2 separate regions of the Homo sapiens genome follow, and region 2 is linked to region 1. A link is an interaction called in ENCODE POLR2A ChIA-PET data of the cell type or tissue named here. Cell type or tissue: MCF 10A. All regions are shown on one strand. Each heading gives the region's core, and the rest is flanking DNA. Links, peaks and the distances in the headings are about the cores only.

What was found. ChIA-PET counts read pairs that join two places held together with the same protein. Peaks named below come from ENCODE experiments on the same cell type or tissue, not always from the same donor. Only the 100,000 strongest peaks of a DNase experiment are listed, where the experiment ranks them.
Region 2: POLR2A ChIA-PET joins it to region 1 with 5 read pairs; 3 of 35 experiments call an interaction of 5 or more read pairs at or near these places.

What each region holds. Positions count from the first base shown.
Region 1 is chr12:56,751,896-56,760,716 of GRCh38, forward strand. It overlaps PRIM1 (DNA primase subunit 1), which reads right to left and starts at 428. Exons shown (of 13, transcript NM_000946.3): 1 at 301-428. The coding sequence starts at 403. RefSeq lists a silencer at 70-364. In MCF 10A, for the core only: CTCF peaks have their summits at 608 and 5,798 (motif pointing right); DNase peaks (open chromatin) are centred at 476 and 5,796.
Region 2 is chr12:56,927,387-56,937,246 of GRCh38, forward strand. SDR9C7 (short chain dehydrogenase/reductase family 9C member 7) reads right to left here and starts at 7,022. Exons shown (of 4, transcript NM_148897.3): 1 at 6,575-7,022; 2 at 2,840-3,098; 3 at 2,004-2,167. The coding sequence starts at 6,875. In MCF 10A, for the core only: no CTCF peak of the experiment used is centred there; a DNase peak (open chromatin) is centred at 4,185.

The DNA of each region.
Region 1 (8,821 bases), core at 1-8,000:
TGGGCACCGCTGCAGGTAAACGGGGCACCTAATGTGAGCCTGACCACGCAGAGGTAGGAGCGGCGGCTCTGTTTTTTTTTTTTTTTTTTTTTTTTTTACAGCGTGGCCGCAGGCTGGCTTATTATATCCTCTCTCGGCCCATTTACACCTATGAAGTGGTGGGGCGGGCTCGAGAGAGCAAATGAAGGCGCGCGGCACAAAGCCTGGTGCACAGAAGGCGCTTCATATTGTCATTCTAAGGACACCCCGCCTCCAACCTCCTCACACTCCGCTCCCGAACCCATTCCTCGCCTCCATCACCTCCACCGTAGTTGAGCCAGCGATAGTACTGAGAGTAGGGAAAGAGCCTCCGGTAATAAAGTTTAAGCAGCTCGGGCAGCTCGGTGGGGTCAAACGTCTCCATTGAGCGCGGAACTCGCCACGGTAAGGATTACCACAGGAATTGGCGGGAACAGCACGGCCGGCGGCCCCGCGACTGCGCAGGCGCTTATGGCCGAGGTCGGCTGTCTGACCCGGCGGCCCGCAGTCCGCCGGGGCCGCCGGGAATTGTAGTTCCCACTTGGTGCGCGCGGGGGCTGCGGGAGACGCAGCAGTTTGCGATCTGCCCACGCGTTCGGGCACTAGGGCCACCGCTCTTGTGGGCAGAAGGCCGCGTCCATTCCAGGAAGAGGATCTTCTCCGGAAATGTGAGACCTATAGCATATTGATTTAGGTTATTAAGATGAAGTAAAAAGGATGCTCCACGTGAACTTTTTGGATGTTTTAGAAATAACACCAGTATCTTTTTTTTTTTTTTTTTGAGACAGAGTCTCGCTCTGTTGCCCAGGCTGGAGTGCAGTGGCGCGATCTCGGCTCACTGCAAGCTCCGCCTCCCGGGTTCACGCCATTCTCCTGCCTCAGCCTCCCTAGTAGCTGGGACTACAGGCGCCAGCCACCACGCCCGGCTAATTTTTTTTTATTTTTTTATTTTTTTATTTTTAGTAGAGACGGGGTTTCATCGTGTTAGCCAGGATGGTCTCGATCTCCCGACCTCGTGATCCGCCCGCCTCAGCCTCCCAAAGTGCTGGGATTACAGGTGTGAGCCACCACGCCTGGCCGACACCAGTATCTTTTAAAAACGTTTGTAGGCAGGTGCGGTGGCTCATGCTTGTAACGTCAGCACTTTGGGAGGCCAAGGCAGGAGGATCGCTTGAGGCCAGGAGTTCGAGACCGGTTGGGGCAACATTGTGAGATCTCTGTCTACACACACGCACCCACACACAACTAGCCAGATGTAGTTGCGTGCGCCTGTAGTCCCAGCTACCCTAGAGGCTGAAGGGTTGGGGGCGGGGAGTGGGGGGAGGGGGCAATCAATCTCTCGAGCTTGGGAGGTCCAGGCTGTTGTGAGCCATGATAGTGCCACTGCACTCCAGTCTGGGCAACAGAGAAAGACCGTGTCTAAAAAAAAAAAAGTTTTGGAAATTAGTTCTTCATGGAATTTCATGAATTACTAGATCCAATATGTGGAAATAAATAACCAAATGAGAAAAGCATAGGCTATTTATTCAGAGCTTACTATAGCAAGGGAGTCAGCCATCATCACTTGCATTTGACAGGACTCAAAGGCAGGCAGAGGAGTAGGAAAGCTTTATAAAAAAGGGAAGCCGTCAAGGTATTCTTTGATTGGAGGCTGTTGGCATGGAGAAGCTGTACCTGGGCTAACTAGTAGTAGGATGCGGTATGTGATTGGTTTAGGGGTGGGTGTTTGGCTTTCTTTGGTTGGACCTATGTTGGAAGCTGTTAAGGAAGCTGTAGGATACTAGTTAAGGCATTTGGGCCCATTGCTACAGGGGTTGTTGTTTGGCCTCCAGGATCATCATTAGAGATAGCAGTTTGACTTTATACAAGTCTGACTTGTAGCAAGCTTGCTTCCTGTGCTGTTTATTATAGATAAGGGGGTTGGTTTCCCCAGCAGGTTGCTGTAGATTGTGGGTCAGAGTTCTGTTTTTATATATGGTCTGGCTGCTGTTCATATATTTAGTCTCTCAAATAGAACACCCAGGTATAAGAAAATATGAATTATAGGAAGCTTGCAGAATCATGGAGAGCTTTACAAGTATGAAGGGAACCCATCTGCTATTGATGTGGAGATCTGCCAATCACTCTTACTGTGTAATGATACCTTATGGCAATTGTGGGCTAGAGTGGGCAGTCACATGAATAACATGTCACATGAAAAACATAGTTTTATTTTATTTTACTTATTTTTTTGAGACAGAGTCTCGCTGTGTCGCCCAGGTTGGAATGCAGTGGCACAATCATGGCTCACTGCAACCTTGGTCACCCAGGCTCAAGCAATTCTCATGCCTCAGCCTCCCAAATAGCTAGGATTACAGGTGTGCACTGCCACACCCAGCTAACTTTTGTATTTTTAGTAGAGACAGGGTTTCACTATGTTGGCCAGGCTGGTCTCAAACTCCTGGCCTCAAGTGATCCACCTGCTTTGGCCTCCTAAAGTGCTGGGATTACTTGTGTGAGCCACTACCTCTAGCCTTGTCTAGCACTTTTATCTTATGGAGATGGCTTCTCTCCTTAAACCTCATGAACCAACTTCTGCTGGCTTCAAACTTCTGCAGCTTTCTCACCTGTCTCAGCTTTCATATAATTAAAGAGAGTAACCTTGCTATGGGTGAGGCTTTGGCTTAAGGGAAGTTATGGCTGGTTTGATCTTCTATTCAGCACACTAAAAGTTTCTCCATATCAGCAATAAGGCTGTTTCACCTTCCTATCATTTGTGTGTTCCCTGAAGTAGCACTTGTAATTTTCTTCAGGAACTTTTCCGGGAAGGAACTTTTCCAGGCCAGGCCTGATAGCTTACACCTGTAATCCCAGCTCTTTGGGAGGCCAAGGTGGGCAGATCGCTTGAGTCAGGGAGTTCAAGACCAGTTTGGGCAACATGGCAAAACCCTGTCTCTACCAAACCAAACCAAACAAACAAAAAAGCCCAGAAAAATTAACAGGGTGTGGTGGCATGCATCTGTGGCCTCAGCTGCTCAGGAGGCTGAGGTGGGAGGATCACTTGAGTCAGACAGGCAGAGGTTGCAGTGAGCCAGTATCGTGCCATTACACTCCAGCCTGGGTGACAGAGTAACACTCTGTCTCAAATTTAAGGCCGAGTGCAGTGGCTCACGCCTGTAATGCCAGCACTTTGGGAGGCCAAGGTGGGAGGATTGCCTGAGTCCAGGAGTTTGAGACCAGCCTGGGCAACATAGCGAGACCTCATCTCTACAAAAACTACAAAAATTAGCCAGGTGTGGTGGCGCAGGCCTGTGGTGCCAGCTACTTGGGAGGCTGGGGTGGGAGGATCACCTGAGCCCAGGAGGCGGAGGGTGCAGTGAGCCAAGATTAGGGCACTGCACTCCAACCTGGGCAACAGACTGAGACCTGTCTCAAAAAAACAGAACTTTTCCTTCGTATTTACAACTTGGCTAATTGCTTGGTGCAAGGGGCCTAGGTTTTGGTCTGTCTCAGCTTTCAACATTCCTTTCTCACTAAGCTTAATCATTTCTACGTTTTGATTTAAAGTGAGAGATGTGGGGCTCTTTTTGTCACTTGAATACTTAGAGGTCATTGTAGGGTTGTTAATTGGCTTAGTTTCAATATTGTTGTGTCTTAGGGAATAGGGAGGCCTGAGGAGAGGGAGAGAGAGAGGAGAACAGCATATTGGCAGAACAGTCAGAACACACACAACATTTATTGATTAAGTTTGTCTTCTTATATAGGCACAGTTCGTTGCACCCCCAAACAATTACAATAGTACCTCAAAGATCACTGATCACGGATCACCGTAACAGATACAATAATAATGAAAAAGTTTGAAATATTGCAAGGATTACCAAAATGTGACATAGAGACATGAAGCAAACACATGCTGTTGGAAAAATTGCACTAATAGACTCACTGTATGTAGGGTTGCCACAAAGCTTCAATGTGTAAAAAATGCAATATCTTTGGAGCATAATAAAGTGAAGCACAATAAAATGAGGTATTCCTGTATATAGCTTTTGCCATGATGTCAGGTACCATTTTATGAATTTATCCCTCATGAGAACTCTATGCGGTAGTTGCCAACATCATCCCTATTTTCTTTTTCTTTTCTTTTCTTTTTTTTGAGACGGAGTCTTTTTCAGTCGCCCAGGCTGGAGTGCAGTGACGCGATCTTGGCTTACTGCAAGCTCCGTCTCCTGGGTTCACGCTATTCTCCTGCCTCAGTCTCCTGAGTGGCTGGGACTACAGGTGTCCGCCACCACGCCCGGCTAATTTTTTTTGTATTTTTTTAGTAGAGATGGGGTTTCACCATGTTAGCCAGGATGGTCTCGATCTCCTGACCTTGTGATCCACCCGCCTCAGCCTCCCAAAGTGCTGGGATTACAGGCGTGAGCCACCACGCCTAGCCTCTTTTTTTTTTTTTTTTTTTTTTTAACGCTTTTCCTGTTTGGAAGGAAAAAGTGCAGCTCGCTGCCAGCAGTCATTTAATTTTACATAAGCATGCTCTTTGAGGCTGAAACAAATCTGACTGATTTCCAATGTGAAAATAAAATATAAAAACTGTTCTTGGAGTTCTTTCTCTCTCTCTCTCTCTTTCTTTCTTTCTCTTTCTTTTTCTTTCTCTCTCTCTCTCTCTCTTTCTCTCTCTTTCTTTCTTTTGAGGTAGAGTCCCGCTCAGTCGCCCAGGCTGGAATGCAGTGGTGCAATCTCGGCTCACTGCACCCTCTGCCTCCCAGGCTCGAGCCATTCTCCTGCCTCAGCCTCCTGAGTAGCTGGGATTACAGGTGCCTGCCCACATGCCCGGCTAATTTGTGTATTTTTAGTAGAGATGGGGTTTCACCATGTTGGCCAGTCTGGTCTTGAACTCCTGACCTGAGGCGACCCACCCACCTCATCCTCCCAAAGTGCTGGGATTACAGGTGGGAGCCACTGCGCCTGGCCTCTTGGAGTTATTTCTAAACAGAACTAACATTAAAGTCATTGGAATAATTAGAATTGTGGATTAATCAAAGAATGATGTTAACATCATACATAGGAATTCAGCATTTTCTAGGATTTGACAGTTTTAATGATCAGAATTACTGTATTTTGTAAGTGGAAGTACCACTACTGAAAACAGAATGCTGTTAATAGAATGATGTCTTTTGTTTCCAAAGTCAGTAATACTAGAGCAATATGAAAATAATAAAAGCAAGATATTTCACGGCAAAGTTATCTCTGGATAAATGCTGCAGCTACAAGTGCTGCCAGCAAGTATTCTTGGGGCAAATGGGAAAAGGGTTAAATTTTAAATTTATTGTTATTTTTATTTTTTGTAGAGATGGGATCTCACCGTGTTGTCCAGGCTGGTCTCGAACTTCTGGGCTCAAGCAATCAGCCCACCTCGGGTATATTAAGTATATTCAGAGGAACGGGCCAGGCCAGGTGGCTCATGCCTGTAATCCCAGCACTTTGGGAGGCCGAGACAGGCAGATAATGAGGTCAGGAGTTTGAAACAAGCCTGGCCAGCATAGTGAAACCCCATCTCTACTAAAAATACAAAAAAATTACTAGCCGGGCGTGGTGGCATGTGCCTGTAGTCCCAGCTACTCGGGAGGCTGAGGCAGGAGAATCGCTTGAACCAGGGAGTCGGAGGTTGCAGTGAGCTGAGATGGCGCCACTGTACTGCAGACTGGCGACAGAGTGAGACTCCATTTCAAAAAAAAAAAAAAAAAAAAAAAAAGTGCTCTGGCATAGAGGCCTTTATCTCAAATGCCACTGGGAGGCAGTATCACCATTCAGTTTGTTTCCCTTTGTGATTTCATACACATAGGTGCAAACCCCTTTTTTCCTTCAGTCCTTATGCTACCTGGCTCTACCATCGTTTTTAGTCTTTTTTTGTGGTATATCTATCAGCCTCAAGTTTCTTGCCCCATGTTGTTTGCAGACTTCGACACTTGCCTCATTGATTGCCTGTCTAGTTTAAGTCCTATTGTTATTCTGGGTGTTTTTAGCATCTGAAAGGATGATCTATTCTGTAAAGGTATGGTTGATTCAGTCATTCATGAATTCATTCATTTATTCCACAAATAGTTAATGAACATATGTGTTGGGCACTGAGATGAACTGTGGGGAAAATAATTAATGACATTATTTCTGCTTCTGAGAAAGCTATATCATACTAGGGGCAATAGACACAAATAAAAAAGTGTAATGAATGAGCTGGGCATGGTGGCTCATGTCTGTAATCCTAGCATTTTGATAGGCAGAGGCAGGTGGATCACTTGAGCTCAGAAGTTTGAGACCAGCCTGGCCAACATGGCGAAACCCCATCTCTACAAAAAATACAATAATTAGTGTGGCATGGTTGCTCATGCCTGTAGTCCCAGGGAGGCTGAGGTGGATTGCTTGAGCCCAGGAGGTTGAGGCTGCAGTGAGCTGTGATTATGCCACTGTACTCCAGCCTGGTGATAGAGCAAGACCCTGTCCCCCCGCCCCAAAAAAGCGTAATGAAGTATTATAGGTGCATTTTTAACCCAACTGTCTATTTGTTTTGCCATGTTCTTAAGACATGGATAAGATTAGTACAGGGAACACAGGCACAAAAGTATAAATGGCACTTTTGGGAAGCTGCCAATAGTTTCATATGGACAGAGCCCAGACTTCAAGGGAGGGTATAGTGAGAGATGGGGCTAAGAGGTAAGCCATGGTCAGAGCATTGCCTGCCAAGTTAAGGAGTGTGGAAGTAAAAATTATTCATCATCTACTTTATTTGGTTAAAATGAAAATAAACTATTGATCCTATTAATATTTGACAAGAAGCCTTGGGAGTTAAAATCCTGTTGAAGTAAGTAAGTTGCTTGAAAACTTGGAGTACTCCTATGTTAGTTATTTTCCTTGTTAATAAAATAAAGAAGAGAAGATTAGAAAATATGTTACAGGACCAACAGGTTTGTATGCCCACTGCACAGCAACATACCAATACACTGAGACAGTAGGGTTTGCAGCAGAGAAAGAGTTTAATGATTGCAGGGCGGCTGAGCAAGGAGATGAGAGGAGATCTTCAAGTCCATCTCCCTGAGGAGTTCTGGGCTGGGGTTTTTAAGGGGATTGTGGAGAATGAGGGACTGGAAAATTGGGGTCATTGAGTGGTTGGGGTCAAAGGGATGAAGTCGTCAGGATGTGGAAACTGCATTCAGTGAGTCAGCTCCTTGTATGATCCTTCAGAACTGCTGATGTCGATGGGGTCCTTCAGATCAGCTGACCTCATTAGTTTCACTGGTGTGCAGGACCTGAAAGGATATCTCAAATGGAAACAACATTTTATAATGTTCAAGTTGTTATCTATAATAGAGCAGTTAAGGGGAACTATACTGTCTGATCTATGTGATTCTAGGACAATATGCCTAAACAACGATGAGAAAGCAGGTCAGAGAGCCGGCTGACCTAATGATTAATGCTGAATGTGTTGCAAGCTTGGTTTGTTTTCATTTCTTTCTCTCCCTGCTTTCCTGATTAATTTTCAAAGGTTCATAAGGACAGTTTCAAATATGTTCTATTGACACAGGAGCATAATAAACAAAAGGAGAATGGGGCCAAAGTCACATCTCAGTTTAAATATGATAAGCTCTGTCTCTTGTTATCATAAACTACTGAAAAGTAGCAGAGAGTTCCATCATATTTGTTTAAATGCCAGAGTTTTGGATTGATCTCACAGGAATGTTCCCTCTAACAGAGCACGTGATGATCACAAAGCCAATAAAACGTGTTCTGGGACGTTGCAATTGCTCTTTAATCTATTTGGTGCGTTTGGTATAGGAAACTGAGTATTTAAAACCTAAACTGTAAATTAACCTACCAGACTTTAGATAAGCAATCTGCCAATATAAATATTGTGTAGGTTCTCTTGTTAGCCATAAGGCTATACATGTTTTGGCTCTAGCTTTCTCCTTGCAGACTGCTTGAAATAAAGGATTGGCAGATTCACATTAAAGCACAACATTAAGCCTTGTTCCTTCATAGGAATTTGGATTTGTGTGAAGACAATGGGAAGCCATGGAAGGGTTTTTTTTTTTTTTTTCAGAGTGTCACTCTGTCACCCAGGCTGGAGTGCAGTGACGCCATCTCAGCTCAAGCGATGACCCTTGGGTTCAAGCGATTCTCATGCATCAGCCTCCCTAGTAGCTGGAATTACAGTTATGTGCCACCATTCCCAGCTAATTTTTTTGTATTGGTAGTAGAGGTGGGGTTTTGCCATGTTGGCCAGGCTGGTCTCGAACTCCTGACCTCAACTGATTCACCTGCCTTGGCCTCCCAAAGTGCTGGGATTACAGATGTGAGCTACCATTCCTGGCTCATTGAAGGGTTTTAAGCAGAGTAGAAACATAATCAGAGTTGTGTTTTGTTTGTTTGTTTGTTTATTTATGAGACAGGGTCTCTGTCATCCAAGCTGGAGTGCAGTGGCATGATCATGGCTCACTGCAGCTTCAACCTTCCCAGGCTCAGGTGATCCTCCCACCTCGGCCTCCCGAGTAGCTGGGATTATGGGCATGTGCCACCACACCCGGCTAATTTTTGTATTTTGTGTAGAGACGGGGTTTTGCAATATTGGCCAAGCTGGTCTCGAACTCCTAGGCTCAAGTGATCTTCCCACCTCGGCCTTCCAAAGTGCTGGGATTACAGGTGTGAGCCACCGCCCCCGGCCTCAGAGTTGTGTTTTATAAATAAACTCTGGAGCCCTGTAGAGGGCAAATAGGAGGGTAGAGAGAAACCAGAGGTGGAGCAATCCTAGCAGACTGTTGCCGGAAACCAGGTG
Region 2 (9,860 bases), core at 999-8,998, 180 kb after region 1:
CTTTGCTAAGAATGATCACACAGAGGATAAATATTCTTCCCCACACATGCTAACATCTTCTCTCCTTGTTCCCAACAGCTGCAGATTTCCCTCTGGGGACCTATGCCTCCCCCACACTGTGTCCATTGGTCTGGGCAGAGCACACAGCCCAGCCTGAGCCAATCACACCTTCACATTCCCCTGGGCGCAGTGATTGGTTTAGGGTTGGGTGCATCTTGTGGTCCCCCATGACGCGGTCACCATAAGGTCCTCCAAGTCGGAGTGTACATTAGGACTTTTGGGAGAGGTACTGGAAATAACTCTCCTATTTTCCCAGCAGACCTCACCCTAGGTGGAGGTGAAGAGAGGCTGCAGCAATGTGGCTCCCACAGGGGAGAGAGCTTAGAGACTGGAGTCAGTGCAAAAGAAGCAGAGCCAAGAAATGGGTGGAACCAGGTCCTAGCAACATCATTTGCAGTCTGGGTCAGGTTGTACCTGAAGCTTATCTTGCTCAACTTTTTAGTCAGGTGAGGCAAGAAATTCCTTTTCTGCTTAAATAATTTGCATTGGATCTTCTGTCACTGAGTAAGTCCCAACTAGTGTAAATCCTTAGACATTTTCTTCTCACAGAATCCTAACATGTCTAGCACTAAAAGATGAATTTATCTAAGGAGTACTCCAAACATTTTTCCCTGAGACTTCCCTAAATCAATGAATGAAGACACCTCCATTCACCATGTTCTTCAAGCTGTAAAGCTAACACTCACCCTTGATAGCTTCCTCTCCCTCACCCCTTAATCCTCAGTGTGCTTTGATGCTCTAATTTATTCCGTATACCCCAGCTACCTCCCATTGCTTCCCACCTGCTGGTTTCTTTAAAGTTCCTCAAATGGAGTTTTCTGCCTCAGAGCCTTCCTGCAGAAAAAAAGTCCCTACGCATCCCCTCTTTCCCCTTCCCAGCAACACCTAACTCTTATTCCTCCTCAAAGTCAACTCAGAAGCTCTCCCCTTCACCATAGTCTGAATTGGGACCGCAACTTCCTGCTCCATTCTTCTTTCACAACCCTGTTTCTCCTCTGTAGCACTTATCCACATCTACCATAAACACATGTGTTTTGATTTATGTTTGTCTCCCCTACTGGGCCATAAGCTACAGGCAGTGAAGGGCAGGCATACTGCTGTGTCCGCTCCAGCTCTCCAGCCCCACACAGGCTTGGGACATGGCAGCCTTGCATGCTTTGTATTACTGATTCAAAACAAAAACAAAAAACAAAAATGCAATAAAGTGTGTATGTATTAAGTGAAAAAAATGGCTGACTTGGCTTTGTGCTCTGTTGACGTACGACATCCAGCAGACAACTTTCGTGGCAGAAAGTTTTGGGGCAGCAGGGTAAACAGCTGCCGTGTCCCACCTCTACCCTCCAAAAACACCTATGATTCACAGGAGACCCTCAGCTCAGGGAAAGAAAGAGAGTTGCCTAGAGACCCTCCCTTTTAAATCCCCATGTGCTCATTTTCTTCTTTATTAACAAGCACTCAGAATGTGCAAAGTACTTCACACATACTAACCCTCATAACAACCCCATGAGGGAGGCACTATCTTTAGCTCCATTTTGTAAATAAGAAAACTGAGGCATGGGAAAACTAGGTAATAGGTCCAAAGTCTCCTAGCTGGTAAGTAGTAGAGCCAGGATTTGAACCCAGGCAGTCCGGCTCCAGCAGCCATGCCCTTGATCTCTTTGCTGTATTTATCTCAGTGCATTTTCACCTGATTCCCCTGCATCATGATGCTGTGGGGGCAGGTGCCAGGAGTGGGCTGAATTGCCCTTAACTCCCCGGGCTGCTCCAGAAGTGATGATTCTGCCACTTGCTCTCTATTCTCAAACCCCAGCTGTGCCACTATGTGACCTTGGGTCCTGAACTCCTCTGCATTTTGTCTCACCATCTGTAAACGGAAAGCCAGCTAATGACCCCAAGACCCACTCGCCCCCCTCAGAGACCCCTCTCCTGCCCCAGGAACTTACAGATGCGGAAATAATCCTCTCCGTAGCTGTCCCGGGTCTCCTGAGGCAGCCTCTCCCAAAGCTTTCGCATGCGTGACTCCAGGTTCTCCTTGCCGAGAATGGCTGTCCGATAGTTCCCTGGCTCAATGATGCAGACTTTCACCCCAAAGTAGTAGAGCTCACGCCTGGGAAAGAAGAGTTGCAGTCAGTCTGGGCCCCAAGATGACAATCATCACGGAGAGTCACCTCTGGATGGGCTGGTCTTTCAGGAACCTAGAGATGCTTCTCTCACCCCTGTACTTGGCCCTGGCATTGCCTTTGTGCAAATAAGCCCTTCCTTAGGGACTCAGCCCTTTCCAAAACTGGCCCAACAGTCTCTGGGCAATTTGCATTAGGCACAACCAGCGGGAAGAAGTCAATAGAGAATCTAGGCCAAAGCCTTGCCTCCCACCAGGTCCCTCCCATTAGCAACCCCTCACTCAACACCCACACGGTGAATGGTGTGGATATACACAAGGCCTGCACGCTCCTCTAAGGACCTCCCAGAGGGGACCTGTGCCTCCAGGCCTGTCTGTCTGTTTGGGGGACTCTCCCTCCTCTCACAGGCCCAAACAGGGTTTCACTCACCCTGGTGCCGCTCAAGGGAAGGCCCACCTGATGCCTTGTATTTCCACCCTACCTCTTCTCCTCATCCCTGCTCTTGGTCCTTGGAGAAAGCACCTTGAGGTCTAACCTTCCTTCTGCTATTGTGTTAGCTTCCTGTCTGCGGAATTCCCCTGCCCACATGCTGTCACTCCCAACCCTCTCTAATCTCTGGGATTTTCACCCAGAATTGTTCAGTACCAGGGCCCAGTTACCTTATGCTGTCAGAGAAGGCCTCAACGCCAAACTTGGAGACGCAGTAGCCACCACCAATGACAGCCACACGACCACCAGAGCTGGACATGTTGACAACCCTGCCCCGGGCTCTCTTGACCATGGGCAGCATGTGAAGGGTCACTTCGATCAGTCCCACCAGGTTCACATTAATCACCTTCACAAAGTCATCCTTGGTCAGCCATTCGTTGGGACCACTGGGCAGGCCCACACCAGCATTGTTCACCAGGGCCCAGAGGCCTGGGGGTGAGATGAACCACACAGAAATCATCAGTGGGCCTGGGAAAGAACCAAGTTCTGCTCCCCACCGGCTCAGTGCCCTCAAGGATGGTTGAGCAGGTGCACAAGACATAACTCGGTCAGGCTATAACATAAAAGGAAGGTGTGTCTTTTACTAACTCGTTTTCCCTGAAGGGACACTTTTTCCTGATTCACATAAAGTCTGCCGGCTAGCTGGCGCTCTGTACTAGCTACAATCGAGGTGTTAGGTGACAGCATTTCAGCTATCAGCTTTGGGATAAGAGTTTCATTTTCATACCAATGAATTAATGTTTAGATCCCTTCCCCATCATACTTCTCCCTCTCTATTCACTTAAGTATAACCAACTGCATTTCACATACTACCAAAATCAATCCATTCATTCATTCATCTTCACACATTTATTCATGCATTTATCTAGTCTGTGACAATTACAGGGTGAAGGAGGCCAGGTGCAGTGACTCACACTTGTAATCACAACCCTTTGAGAGGCTGAGGTGGGAGGATCACTTGAGGCCAGGAGTTTGAGACCAGCCTGAGCAACAGAGTAAGACCCCTGTCTCTACAAAAAAAGAAAAAAAATTAGTCAGGCGTGGTGGTATGTGCCTGTAGTTCTAGCTACTTGGGAGGCTGAGGTGGGAGAATCACTTGAGCCCGGGTTACAGGTTACCTTGTTCGAGGTTACAGTGAGCTATAATGGTGCCATTGCACTCCAGCCTGGGTGACAGAGTGAGACTCTGTCTCTAAAAATAAAATGAAATAAAACGATATAAAATAAAATAAAGTAAAATACAGGGCAAAGGAGACATAAAATGAACAACACAGCATCTTATCCCTCAAGGAACTCACAAGCCTAGAAGGAAATAATAATATTTATAAATAAATATATAAAATATTTAAATAAAATAATTATGGAAAATGTGATGAGGACTATCCTTGAGATATTTCAATTAGGTTGGTACAAATGGAAAGAAATAATGCTAAGTGTTGTCATTCAACTCTGCAGGGGCCCAGGGTTGAAGAGCTTCAGGTCCAGTCCTGGTTTTACCTCCAGCCTTGAACAAGTCACTTCCCTCTCTGGGCCTCAGGCTCTTCATCAGATTAGACTAAAACAGTTGTTTCCAGGCTGTATTTTGCAAGCCTTCTAGGGGGAGGAAAATGCAGGAGAAGCTCTCCTTTCATTTGTTTTACATATTGGGGTTCTACTGTAAACCCCTCTAAACACTCCTCAAGGACCCCTTCCAGCTCCTTCATGCAAGGATTCCCCAAGTCCTACTGCCTGGTGATTCGCACCACAGCCCCAGCCTCAGCAGCCCCAAGATACTCTGCAGGCGCATCCCACTGTCTCCTGAGGGCAGGTCTCAACACAAACATAAATCCTAGTCCACCCCTCCCTCTAGGGCTGGGGTCCCCACCCAAGCCATGCCCCTACCCAGTCTCCCTGCCTTTCTCCATTCAGGAGCAATGAGAAAGCATGAAAGAACTTCCTCTCCCATCCCCCTACCCACCCCAGTTCCCAGTGTTTCTTAGACCAGGATATTGCCAAGTGGCTTAGGCAAAATAATGGTCCCCCAAAGATGTCCCCATCCTCATTATCTCTGGAACCTGTGAATCTGCTGGATTACATGGGAAAGGGGAATTAAGGTTGCAGGTGGAATGGAGGTTGCTAATTAATTGTCCTTAAAGTTAGGGAGGAAGCTAACACGGGAAATTATCCTGGATTAACCTGGTGAGCCCAATATAATCACAAGTCCTAAGTGGAAAGAGGCAGAAACCGGAGAATCAGAGAGCTTGAGAAAAGTGTGAAAAAGACTGGGCCCAACCTTGCGGGCCTTGAAGATGGAGGTAGCAGGCCAGGAGCCAGGGGATGCCAGCTGCCTCTGGAAGCTGGAAAAGTCGATGAGACGGATTCTCCTCTACAGCCTCTAGAAGGAACACAGCTCTGCTGACTTTGATTTTAGATCAGTGAGGCCTATTTTAGACATTACTCCTCCACAACTACAAGATAATATGTTTGTATTGTCTTCAGACCCCACAGTTGTGTTATTTGTTACAATAGCAACAGGAAACTCACATGCTAAGTGAGGTATTAAGGCAAGTGGCTCAAGGCTGAATGTAGGGAACTGGCTGAGACAGCCTGCTGAAGACAGAGGCTCACTCTTGCTGAATTATTAATTAATTAGCTCACTCAAATCTATTTATTCAGTACCTTACTAGGTGCCAGACATTATTCTAGGTACTAAGGATGTACAGTAAATAAAAGGGACAAAAATCCTTGTCCCCAGGAAGCTTTATTCTAGCAGAGGAAACAGACAATAAATAAGTAAAATCTATTGTACATTGACTAGTGATAAGTGCTAAGGAGAAGAATCAAGCAGGGAGTTACTGTCTAGATCCCCCTGGCTCCAGGGCTCTGTTGCCCTGACCTGCGCATGGGCTCCAGACTAGTTCCTTTAGGAGGGAGGACTTCCTCTAGTCTGCTGCTTCTGCAACTCAGCCATCCTGTTCCTCCTGTTCCTGGGCCCACACCCTGTGTGCTGGAAGTGCATGAGGCAGGTCCCCACACAGTCCTGGGCCAGCCCCAGTCCACAGCTTCCTTTCCCAATAGGAGCAGCCACTGTGACATACATACTTGCCCTGAAGTCAAATCAACACCCACCATGATGTCAAGAAGAGACCAGATCTCTTTCTCCCCTGCCTGACATAGTCAAGGAGACAAACTGCACCCACTCATGGGATCCAGCCTCCTGTCTCATTCCCCCTCCCCCATCCTGATCCCAACAAGAAATGTGTTTGTATTTCCCCAGGAGCTGATGGTTAGGACTGCTGAAACATCAGAGAGGCACATCCTTTTTTTTTCTTTTTTTTCTTTTTGAGAGGGATTCTTGCTCTGTCACGAGGCTGGAGTGCAGTGGCGCAATCTTGGCTCACTGCAACCTCCGCCTCCCGGGTTCAAGTGATTCTCCTGCCTCAGCCTCCTGAGTAGCTGGGACTACAGGCACGTGCCACCACACCCAGGTAATTTTTATACTTTTTAGTAGAGATGGGGTTTCACCATGTTGGCCGGGATGGTCTCGATCTCTTGACCTCATGATCCTCCCACTTCGGCCTTCCAAAGTGCTGGGCTCATAGGCGTGAGCCACCACGCCCAGCCAGGCACGTCCATTTTTAGAGGTTTGGACACACAGAACACATCTTCCCCCCTCGCTTCCTATTGAGACCTCTTTCCCGTTTCTCTGAGTTTCCAGGACAGAAAACTTCCTTGGGAAATCACCCCTTCATGTGAACAGGCCAAACCATGCAGTGGCTTCCAATCAGATTGAGGCAGGGGCCTTTCCCTACATCACCCCTCCCACCCAATCTGGACATCAGGGTCTCTGATACTGTCAGATGCTTCGGGAGAGAGGAAGAGGAAGAAGGAGAAACCAAGAAAGCCAAAGAATGTAATTCGCCCCACCTTGTTCGCCCACTTTGTCCCTCACCCACTGGGCCGCCGCCTTGATGCTTTCGCTCTTGGTGACATCCAGTAGGGTGGTCTGCAGCCGATAGGAGGTATCCCGCTGAAGTTTCTGGGATCCCTCCTCAGTGAAGCAAGCAGCCAGCACCTGCATGCCCCGATCAACCAGCTGTTTGGCCAGCAGGTTCCCGAAGCCAGAGTCACAGCCTGTGATGAAGACGTACTTCTCTGAGAGGTTGCCAACCAGATTGCAGTTCTTGAACCAGCGATACATAAATGAGAGGTCTGTGAGGGCCGCCATAGGGCAAGGGGAATGTGATGGCCAAGAGGGACTGGGCTCAGGAGACAGCAGGGAAGAAGCTGGTCCTCTGAGCCCTAGCAGGCAGTCTGCAGGAAACCACCTGGAAGAAGAACTCTCCTTCCTCCCACAGCTTGCAACAAATCTAGGTCCCTGGGTGAGCCACGCTGTAATTTTTATAGGTGGATGCATCACCACAGCAATTAGCCCAGATGCAAGAAATTCAAGTCCAACCTGAAGCCTTGTCACCTCTGACAGCCCTGGTAGCTGCCTCCCTCTCTCCCCCTGCCCTGATGGGTAAAGCTGCCAAGAATTGGAAATAATCCACTTGTAATGTTGGTGATGAGTGGTGGCTCACCCAGGCGGTGTAAGGCAGGCAAATGAAAGATGAGGACTCACCCCAGACAGCTCCCCTAGAAATCCTGTCCCCACCCTGCCCCCAACCCAGCCTGGGGATTTTGGTCTCCAGGGATCAAAATCATTTGTCGTGAGTGCAGGTATGTAAATAAGTTTATTTTCAGGGAAAATACTCAAGACAAATTTATTAATGTAAAACAAACAACATTGGTTCTGTACCTTCCAAACCCCAAGAGAAACAAGTCGCAGGTCATCAGCTCTCTGGAATTCTTAGGTAAGTCTCCATCATGAGAGAGGATGAAAAGCAATGGATTTCTCCTAGGGTGGATGTACCTCCATTGTCCTGAGGCTAGAGGCAGCAGGGCCCTCCTATAGGGGAGGCTGGCATGTGAAGCTTAGCCACCAGAAAGCAGAAAGACCTGGGGGACTCAGGCCTGACACCCTGTGGGGGTCATACTCAGGTCACCAGTAAGCAGCCCTGGGCAAGATGATGAGGAGGGATCATGAGTTCACTGGGCAGCTGAGGGAATTGTCTGGGCAGAGGCCTTGACTGTAAGAGGGGATGAGATATAGGAGGAGCAGAGAACTGGGGCCAGAGACATAGAAAATTCTCAGGGTCGGGACTTGGAGGAGAAACAGAGATTCTAGGCAATTTAGCAAATAATTTACAGAAAGCTAAGAGGTAAGGTGGTAAAGGAAAGGAAATAAGGAAACCAGAGGTGTGAGTAGTGAGGGGCCACACCCAGAATTGCATAAGATGCAGGGAATGATGCTGGAGCCTCTGTGGTTCTTTGGATCAACATCTAGGGTCACCATTCCTTGGGATGAGCCTGGTCCTAGCTCACACCTTCATGGCTTAGCGAGTCTGACACAGAAATGGGACCACAAAGTTCTCTAGTGTGAAGGGACAAAGGATGTATCTCTGTGATCCACCATTTGCCAAGTCTGACCAGCGTGGAATCACATAAAGCAGGTGTCACCCTGGGAAAGCCCCGCAGGGTTTGGCCGTTCCTTAACAAAGTAGGGGAGGGGGCCAGATTATGAACCCACCCCCAAAGAGCAGACCTAAAGCTTATAGGGGATGGAGGTGGGAAATGGTAGAAAGCAAACCACACCTACTTCATAACCAACCTGAGGCAGAGCACCTCCTATGCGGGATCTGGGAACAATCTCCCAGTCTCTGTCTGCCTCCTGGGTGAATGAACAGAGAAGTCTTGGCTGAAACAGGTCAGACCATGTCACTCAAGACTGAGCAGGTCCGGGGCATTGGGTATCCCAGTCCTTGAGGACACAGGTGAGGTCCAGGAGTTGGGTCTGACTTAGCATAAGGATAACTCAGAACTGCCCCAGCACAGGCCTGGGCCTGACTCAGCACCTCCTGGGCCTCTATGCTGGCAGTGTTCCCCTGGCCTCAAACTAAACACACAGTCCATGAGGGTGGGGGGTGTGAGGGAGGTAGGACCACATAGAAGGCTCTTCTTCCCAGGGCTAGAAATGCCTCCCTCTCTCAGATGACAGCATTCCTTGCCAAGCTGGCCCCTAAGGTCTGATAGGTCAGGTTGGTAGCTGCACTCCCCATCCCCACCCCATGCACACAGGTATCTCAGAGGAGAGGAGCCCTCTCCTCTGCCAGGCCATTTCCCTCCAGTGGGAGAGCATAGACTGCTGAGGTCCAAGACACACCCTGATGAGGTAGACAGGAGGAAGAGCAGGTGTGGGCTCACCCACCCCCAGTTGCTCAAGACCTTCCACAAGTGTGGATTCTTCAGGTTGACAGGTGGGCCATGAAGCTCAGAGCCCAAGGAAGTGGGATGCCATTATCTGTGATTGGGTCTCCCTTCCTAAGCAGCAAAATGTGGTTCTTTCCTCCTAATATCACCAGAGTCCTGAATAACGTCCCAGAAAAAAACTAGAACAGAGGTGAGGGAAGTGAGGTACATGACCCTGAACTTGAGAGCTCCCTCCCACCACTCTATTTCTCACCCCATGAAACAGCACCCCTCCCAAGTGCAATGATGTTAAAGTGAGGGCCGGTCACTGAGTGCTACAAAGAGGTCGCTACAAAGTGCTACAAAGAGGCCTGCCAGTGCCTTTGTGACATGTCATTGCTTCCTTGTCCCTCTGTGCACTCCTGTGACCCCAGGCTACTTGATTCACTCCTGGAAAGGAAACAATTGCCCCTCACCTTGGTGGCAGAAAGGGCTGAGACAGGGCAGGGATAATCCAACTTCTCTCTTCAATTTCCTCCTGAGTTCATCCCTCTTATCCCCAGATCCCCATGAAGGCACCTGCCTCCTCCTCCCTCTTGTTCACAGCCCATGCTCCCCTCAGACTAGAAGGCAACTTGCTGCACATGGCTGCACTTTTTAGCTTTTGCTCTAGAACTAAAGTAACCAGATGGTTTTTTGAGGGTCATGGTTTCAAGAGGGTCAAACATTGGTTCCTGTGTCCTCTGTCCGAATCCCTATTGAGAACACCACTGCCAGCCAATGGTTTTAAGAGGGTCAAACATTGGTTCCTGTGTCCTCTGTCAGAATCCCTATCGAGAACACCACTGCCAGCCAATGCCCCCAGAGCTGGCACCTGAGGTCTAGGGGTCAGGCTGATGGCTGCCCTGTCGCCCCACACCTT